Linked DNA regions of Homo sapiens: region 1 is linked to region 2. Evidence: chromatin contacts called from ENCODE Hi-C data. All regions are on one chromosome and are shown on one strand. Each heading gives the region's core, a stretch centred on a gene start or an enhancer-like site at or near the end of the contact. The rest is flanking DNA. Distances are from core to core; before and after follow the strand shown.

Region 1 (4,175 bases), core at 1,349-3,848, 1.2 Mb after region 2:
GCCACTCAGCAGCTGGACGCTGGAACACCAAGTGAGAAATGGCGGCCCAGCTGCGAGAGTACTACCAGGACCTGCTCAATGTCAAGATGGCTCTGGATATAGAGATAGCCCCTTACAGAAAACTCCTGGAAGGTGAGGAATGTCAGACTGGCTTTGGCCCAATTCCTTTCTCACTTCCAGAAGGACTCCTCCAAATGCCCTCCATGTCCACTCACATAAAGGTCTAAAGCAAAGAGAAGATCAAAGTGGTAGAGAAGTCTGAGAAAGAAACTGTGATTGTGGAGGAACAGACAGAGGAGACCCAAGTGACTGAAAAAGTGACTGAAGAAGAGGAGAAAGAGGCCAAAGAGGAGGAGGTCAAGGAGGAAGAAGGGGGTGAAGAAGAGGAGGCAAAAGGGGGAGAAGAAGAAGCAAAGTCTCCCCTAGCAGAAGAGGCCACATCCCCAGAGAAGGAAGCCAAGTCCCCAGTGAAGGAAGAGGCAAAGTCACCGGCTGAGGCCAAGTCCCCAGAGAAGGAGGAAGCAAAATCCCCAGCTGAGGTGAAGTCTTCTGGGAAGGCCAAGTCCCCAACAAAGGAAGAGGCAAAGTCACTGGCTAAGGCCAAGTCCCCACAGAAAGAGGAAGCAAAATCTCCAGCTGAGATCAAGTCCCCCCGGGAAGGCCAAGTCCCCAGCAAAGGAAGAGGCAAAGTCACTGGCTGAGGCCAAGTCTCCAAAGAAGGCCAAGTCCCCAGTGAAGGAAGAAGCAAAGTCCCCTGAGAAGGCCAAGACTCTTGATGTGAAGTCTCCAGAAGCCAACACTCCAGCAAAGGAGGAAGCAAGGCCCTCTGCAGATAAATCCCCCAAAAAGGCCAAAAGCCCTGTCAAAGAGGAGGTCAAGTTCCCAGAGAAGGTGAAGTCTCCCCTGAAAGAGGATGCCAAGGCCCCCGAGAAGGAGATCCCAAAGAAGGAAGAGGTGAAGTCCCCAGTGAAGGAGGAGGAGAAGCCCCAGGACGTAAAAGTCAAAGAGCCTGCAAAGAAGGCAGAGGAAGAGAAAGCTACCGCCACGCCAAAAACAGAGAAGGAGAGCAAGAAAGAGGAGTCATCCAACAAGGAGGCTCCAAAGCCCGAGGTGGAGGAGAAGGAAGCTGCCATCGAAAAGCCCAAAGAATCCAAAGTTGAAGCCAAGAAGGAAGAGGCTGAAGATAAGAAAAAAGCAGCCACCTTAGAGAAGGAGGCTCCTGCCAAGGTGGAGGTGAAGGAAGACGCTAAACCCAAAGAGAAGACAGAGATGGCCAAGAAGGAACCAGATGATGCCAAGGCCAAGGAACCCAGAAAACCAGCAGAGAGGGAGGAGGCGGCAGCAGCAATGGAGAAAAAAGATACCAAGGAGGAGAAGGCCACTGAGTTCAAGAAGCCTGAGGAGAAACCCAAGACCCAAAGCCAAAGACGACCCTCTCAAAGGAGCTCAGTGAACCTAAGGCGGAAAAGGCTGAAAAATCCTCCAGCACAGACCAAAAAGACAGCAGGCCTCCAGAGAAGGCCACAGAAGACAAGGCTGCCAAGGGGAAGTAAGGCAGGGAGAAAGGAATGTCTGGAGCAGCCAAAGAAACTCAAAAGGGTCCTGGAGCTCAAGGATCAGAGTAATGCAATTTTTACTTTTTATGTAAGAAGAAACTGCTTAGATGACAGGGCCTCCCTCTTCAAACAGGAACTTCATTAGCAATATGTTAGCAAAAGAGGGCAATCCCAGCCTCCTGCCCCCACACCCTCCCGAGGCGATGGACAATTATGTTATGATAGCTTATGTAGCCGAATGTGATACATGCCAAATGCCATACGTAAATACTTGACTATAAAAACTGCCCCCCTCCTTTCCAAATAAGTGCATTTATTGCCTCTATGTGCAACTGACAGATGACCACAAGCAGTTAGAAACACATTATGCTTGAGATGTCTTAACCTGTTCCCAAATGCCTTCTGTTTTCCAAAGGAGTGGTCAAGCCCTTGCCCAGAGACCTCTATTCTGGAAGAGTGGTCCAGGTGGGGCCGGGCACTGGGCACTGAATTATGCCAGGGCGCACTTTCCACCTGTGTCCAGTTTCAATTGCTTCTGTGCAATAAAACAAAGTGCTTATAAAACGACAAAAAGAAAAAAAACTGATATTTGCCAGGGCTTCAGTGATGATCAGAAAGGCCACACTGTGTGTCTGTGGCCAGGTCCTATTGATGTTTATCTTGGTTGTATCTAGATGATCACAGCAGAATTTCAGTATCAGTATCAGCAGCAAAATCAGATTCCACAAACATTGTCACTGCCAGGCAAAGAGGTGAGTGTTCTCACAAAAGCAGCCTAATGTTATCGGCCACCAATGCATGCACCATGGCAGCAGATGTACTCTTTTCCAGCCAAAAAGTCTGTCTCTGAGAGCTTGTTCCTTTGTCAGGTGTTATCTCCTCCAAGGCAAAAACTGAGTTTTCTTTTCCTCTTGGGCTTCCCACCCACAAAGCAGAGAGGACAGAATCGGCCCACAGTGCCAGTTCCTGTGTGAAGCCTGGGTTCCGGATATGAAAGTCACTGACCTTGGAATTCCCCCAAGCGTTAAACACCTCTGAGAGAAGGGGTACATGCTTGTTGCTAGCTGTATAATCATGTGCTTTAAGGGAAAAGAGCTTTGAGCCACCACATGCTAGAAACACGAATTTAGGCATGTCATTTCATGTCTTTGCGTCTCGGTTTCCACATTTGTAAAAGAAGACAAATGCTTTGTTCTCAAGCCTATTGTGAGGTCAAATGAAGTGACGTGTGTCCAGGGTCTAGCACGATGCCTGGCCCTAGGAGATGCTCAACAAATGTCAGCTTTCTTCCCAGATTGCCTCTATGTTCCTGATAATGAGGCCAACTTAAGAGAATAAAAGAGACAAAATAGAGAAGTTTCACCTTCGGAAGTAAGTCAGGAGAACTCAAGCTCAGGGCTTGAAGACTTCGTAGCAGAGAAGTCGTGAACTGTAGATTGAGAAGAACTAGGAAACTTTATATGATTCCTTAGGTATGCGTTACTTTTCTCTGCTTTTTATTTTTGTTTTTGTTACCCTCCTCTTCCTAGTTATTTCTCAGGATTGCCTAAGTATAAAGCCAGCAGGGCCTGTGAGATTGTGATCTAAGAAGCTGTGATGTAGGGAGCAGGGGGAGACAGAGCCCTTTCTCAGCTGTTGGGCTTGGGATATGAGCCCCAGAACACTAAGGAGGTGGCGCCTGCTGCCCAGAGTAGAGGAAGATAGACTGAGGCCCTAGCTCTGAACAGAAAGGGTGGGAGACATCGGCTCGCCTAGGCCAGGAGAGCGGCCACCATGGCTAAGTAGTAGGAAGTCTATGCAGCTCTCCAGCAAACTGCAAGAGCCCAAAAAGTGCTGGTTGTATGAATAACTGAACAAGCAAGGTGAAAGAAGTGATGATGTAATGGAATTCAAGCTAAAAAAAGAAACCCAGGCTTAAAATGCAAATTCTAACTTTTTCCTATTTAGTATCTGTGTGATCTTCAAAGTAACCTCTTTGGGCCTCAGTTTTGTCATGTCTGAAATGGTGAGGTGCAGCCAGGTGCCGTGGCTCACGCCTGTAATCCCAACACTTTGGGAGGTCAAGGCAAGTGGATCGCTTGAGGCCAGAGTTCAAGACCAGCCTGGGCAACATAGTGAGACCCTGTCTCTATAAAAATGAAAATTTAAAAAAAAAAATGATGATCTGTGGGAAGGAGTTACAATCTGGCCTGCTCACTTATACTCAAAAGTTTGTGGTGAAGACTAGATGAGGTCACCAAGAAAACACCTACACCGAATGCCGGAAATTTCAGGACAGCATCGTGATGGTGAGGGTGGCCGTAAAAAACATCTGGGGAAAATCACTCAAGGGAAGACTTCTGGGGTTTGGTTCAGCCCTGGCCAGATCCCACTCCAGGAGAGAGGGCAATCTCTTCAGTCAGATGAGCTGATCATCTCAGGGCAACCCAGCGAATGTATCCCTTTCTGGCAGTTTCCAGGGTAGCTTTTTTCAAAGGACCGTGGGCCAAAGTCCCTGCCTGCTGCTGCCACCCTCTGGCAGCAACCTGAGCCACACTCTTGTCAATTTCACTGGTTAGAACATCTTTTACACATTCGTTTACATTTGCATAGTGTTTTCCAGTTTACACTTCTTCCCCC
Region 2 (4,185 bases), core at 1,193-3,692:
TGCAACTTAAAACACACAAAAATAAAGAAGTTACAGTCTTTTATGAGGAGCTGTTTCTTTTTGCTATTGTTTTTTGTTTCTTTGGTTGGTTGGCTTAACTCTACAGGGTCTTTCTAATTATCAAATGCTGTTTTAGTCTAACACAAAAAAAATTCAATCTCAACTCTCTGATAATATTTTCTGGTAATAATCACTTACTGGCCTCATTGCTTCTCTCACAGGAACCAACATAAAGCCAATTTAAAATCAAGGAAAGATAATATTAACATGGTGATAATGCTCTTAGCCTAGGCCATTTGATTAATTCTTTCCCAATTCCTCTTATTCCTCCAGACTCTGTAGTTGTTCCTTATGTTTGTCTGTCTTTGGCCATCTACCACCTCCTTCTACAGTGTTTTCCTTGGAGAATTCATATAGCATGCCTAGGTCCAGGGACTCCCATCTGTCTATTTCCAGTCCTTTCCACCTACATGAATACTAATTATAGAGTTTCCAATATTTACTGAACATCTCCACTTGAATACCTTATAGTTTCACATTTAACATGTCTATAACCAAGCCTACCTTACTTCTGGTACCCCTCTCTTTTCTTCTGACACTAAGACACAATTTTCCCAGCTCTTCAGGCTCAAAACCATTTAATAACCTTTGAATTATTAATAAAAAAATATTATTATAGCAGCCAAGATTTAGAGAGTGCTTACGCTATAGTAACTGATAACATTATGCAATTGTTTAATTACATACAGCAATTAATGAAACCGAGCTAACATATGCAAAGCACTTAGAAAAGCCTCTAGCACATTGTAAATATGAGCATAAAAAAATTATCCATAAGGACCTGGTATGGTGGCTCATGCCTGTAATGCCAGCACTTTGGGAGGCCAAGGCCTAGGAGTCAAGAGTTTCAGACCAACATAGGCAACACAGCAAGAACCTATCTCTACAAAACATTTTTTAAAAAATTAACCAGGCATGGTGACGCACTCGGGGAGGCTGAGGCAGAAAGATCACTTGAGTCCAGAAGTTCGAGGTTGCAGTGAGCTATGATCACGCCACTGCACTCCAGCCTGGGTGACAGTGAGACTCTGTCTCTAAAAATAAATAAACAAATTCTCCACAATAACACCACAAGGGAAGTCACTCTTCCTATCTCTATTTTACAGACAAGGAACTCAGACCCAGAGATGGCAAATTGCTAACTCAAAGTCATTTAGCAGCTAATTGCCAAAGCCAGATCCCAATCCAGCCAGTCTAACTCCAAAATTTCTGCTTTTAACCACTATGCTAAACTGCTTCTCTTTGCCTCTTTCTCTTTAGTCAATTCCACCTGACTGTTACTCTGAAACAGGATCCCTTTCTCTCCAGCACTTTCAGTTCCAGCTCTTTATCACTGGATTACTGCACTGATTTTCCACCTAGCACCTCCGCCTCCATGTTTTTCACTCTTTTCATTTAAACGTCATAATACTACCGACTAATCTTTTCAAATGAGCTTTCCCTATCCTAAAGCCTTGAAAAGGCTAAATCGTTTGCCAGTTTCCAAAAACTCATCCTATCTAACCCCCGTATTTCTCGAATAAACCTTCCTGTCAGGCTGGCTAGTTTCCTTCCTCGTCCCGCGACCTTGTATTCTTCATATTATTCGTTTTACTTAGAATAACATCCATGTTCTCCTCTACTTCTTTTAACTAATATTATCTTCTGAGGCCCACTTCCTTTCGAGTAAGCCCAATTCTAGCAGCCTTTTTTCATCGCCTCGATATTTAAACTACCTCCCATACAACTTGCACTGTTCACTTTGTTCCACGTGCACAGCTTTCGCCTCCTTTCTGACAGTTCACGACCAAACCTTCTTCCGAGACCCCATGATCTCCGCTTCCTAACCTACAGCCCCCAAAACGATGTTTCCAAGATGCACTGAAGGCCTGGACCGTGGCAACAGACCTGCCACACATTCCTAAACGAGTCTTCGGTCAGGGGAGGGTGACGGAGGGTTCCACACACCGAACACACGGTCATATCATCCTCAGGCCAGCCCGTGCACACGCACGGTCAGGCAGCTCTGCTCAGCACCCGCAACCGCGCCGAGTAGCTGAGGGGCTTCCAAGTACTGCTGTGGGGACGCCCGTAGTTACCTGAGTTCCCCCAGCCCTAGCAACCGGCCTTTAACACGCCCGTCTCGGCTGCTGCTGACATCACGAACGCCTCAGCCAGAATCTGCAAAATCGGAGCCGCAGATAATGCTCTCCGCCCCAACCACGCACCTCCAGGACTCACCTCAGCCTCCACGAGGCTCCCAGCCGATTGGACCCGCCCACAAGACCTGCCCCTTCCGGGTCCGTTCCGGAAGCCTCTTCCGCCAGAGGTTCCCTTTGCCTTCTAGGAGGAAATGACGGAGAAAGCCGGGCGCTGATTGGTGAGCTCTGGCCAGGAGCGGAAGCCGGTGTTTCGCAGCCCAGAGCATTTGCAGCTGGTCACTCCAGTCTCCTGGGACTTTGACTCGCCGTACTCGGCGCGCTCCTGCTGAGGGTCGCCGGAGATGTCGCTCGGCCGCCTTCTACCAGGAGCCTGATCCGTGCCGCCCGCCGCCCGGATGGGACCACCAGAGTGCTGTGAGAGGAGGGACTGAGGCCGGGAGGGAAGGCGGGGCGGAGAGGGCCGGGGGCGCGGTCCGAGGCGCTCGGGACTCGGCCCTGGTCAGGATTGCAGGCTGAGGGTTAGTTCTGTCACTTCTCTTGAAGAACGAGCCTGGCGCCACTTCCTCGCATGTTGGTTAGGTTCTTTCCCGAGGCGTTGTCGGGGACGCCGTCTCTACGAGAAGTGAAAGGGTGGGCAGTCGGCGGGCACTAGGAACAGTGGTGCTGTAGCCAAGGAGGCGGGCGCCCTAGGGTGCAGGTGAAATGGGGCAGGCGGGAGCTCTTGCTGGTTGTAGTCCCAAAGACAAGTCCGTGTTGCCGTTCCTGTGGACTGGACATTCTACGGAACCGAGAGCACCTCGGGTGAGGGGTGGGTAGACGCTGAGCCCAGGATGGTGCGTTGTCTAGGTTCCCGCAATCCCTGGAGTGACACTGGCCTGGCTTTGTGTTTCCGCTCTCTGGCCGCTTGAGGGGGAAGTGACCAAGGCTGACTCCTCCTTGTTTGCTCACTGAGACTTAAGTGCTCTTTCACCAAGTGGGAATTAGCTTTTCTCTCTTGCATTTCTGCTACTTTTATTCTTGAGCTGCATAGAAGTGTTTAGAAATGAGTTCTGATGTCTAGAGCTGTGCAAAATTAAAGCTAACATAGCTGTACAAAAGAAGATCCTGCCGGCGCTTCTTGAACAAGGTATCTGCAGCCAGCCTAGAAATTAGACTTTTGTCTACATTATCTGATTTTCTTTAGAGTTTCCTGAGCTTAATGCATGTTCAGCTAATCTTCCATATTCAAGAAAATTGCAATAGCAAAGAATGCGTATGATGAGACTGTGGACAGCTGTAGCAGCATAGGAGTTTTGAAACAAGATTGCTGTGTATTGGATAAATGAGAAGGGAAGAAATTGTGGCCACAAACTATTATTTTAATAAGCTTGGTGGGAAAGGGAGCATTTGAGTGGGTATGTATGGTTAATATCCCTGACAGGTGCTGTGCATTATATTATTATGGGGAGAAGTGTGTGCTTCAATGGAAAACTACATAGTTTAGATTCTATCTTAACACCCCTTGGAATAACTAATTCTAAAAAAGCTATTTTTCAGTTACGTAAACTAGGTAAGTGACATCAATGCTAAATAATTATTGTCAAGACATGCGAATTCTCTCAGAGATTCAGTGGAAGTTTTGCCTCCTTTTGCACATTTATTTCAATATTCCTGCTCTAAGGTGTCTAATTCTGGGATTTTCTTTATCTTCTCTGCCTGGTTCCATTTTGAGTTAAATAAAATCTTGAACACGGGTTTGGTTTTATATTTGAATGAGTCATGATTTTACCTTTTCTTAAAAAACTATCTTAATATTATTAAATATTATGGGATGGGACAACCACAGATGGAAAAAAATGATTTTAATAAGAGTTGGTATCAGAGCAACTGTGAGTGGTAAGGTAATGCATCTTACAAAATTCCTTATACAATGTTTCAAGGATGTAACTCTACTTCCTTATTTAAGTTTCAAAATGCCTAATATATCAATATTTACAATTAAAAC

Evidence for each region. Hi-C counts contacts between places; a loop is a spot of excess contacts on that map. Pooled maps may share reads with other maps.
Region 1: a loop to region 2 is called in a pooled map, with 7 times the contacts of the local background. The contact joins the enhancer-like site here to the promoter of GDAP2 in region 2. A Hi-C loop is called at or near these places in 2 of 50 pooled maps.

What each region holds. Positions count from the first base shown.
Region 1 is chr1:116,737,359-116,741,533 of GRCh38, reverse strand. It overlaps the pseudogene NEFHP1. Among named protein-coding and RNA genes, the nearest start is that of CD2, 15 kb to the left of the region's middle. RefSeq lists enhancers at 2,450-2,659, 3,128-3,427. Within about 2 kb of position 2,598, at least 5 of the 41 ENCODE cell types and tissues checked have a DNase peak (open chromatin) inside an H3K27ac peak, as active enhancers do.
Region 2 is chr1:117,927,878-117,932,062 of GRCh38, reverse strand. It overlaps GDAP2 (ganglioside induced differentiation associated protein 2), which reads left to right and starts at 2,442. Exons shown (of 14, transcript NM_017686.4): 1 at 2,442-2,615. WDR3 (WD repeat domain 3) reads right to left here and starts at 2,324. Exons shown (of 27, transcript NM_006784.3): 1 at 2,281-2,324. RefSeq lists enhancers at 2,172-2,341, 2,223-2,517.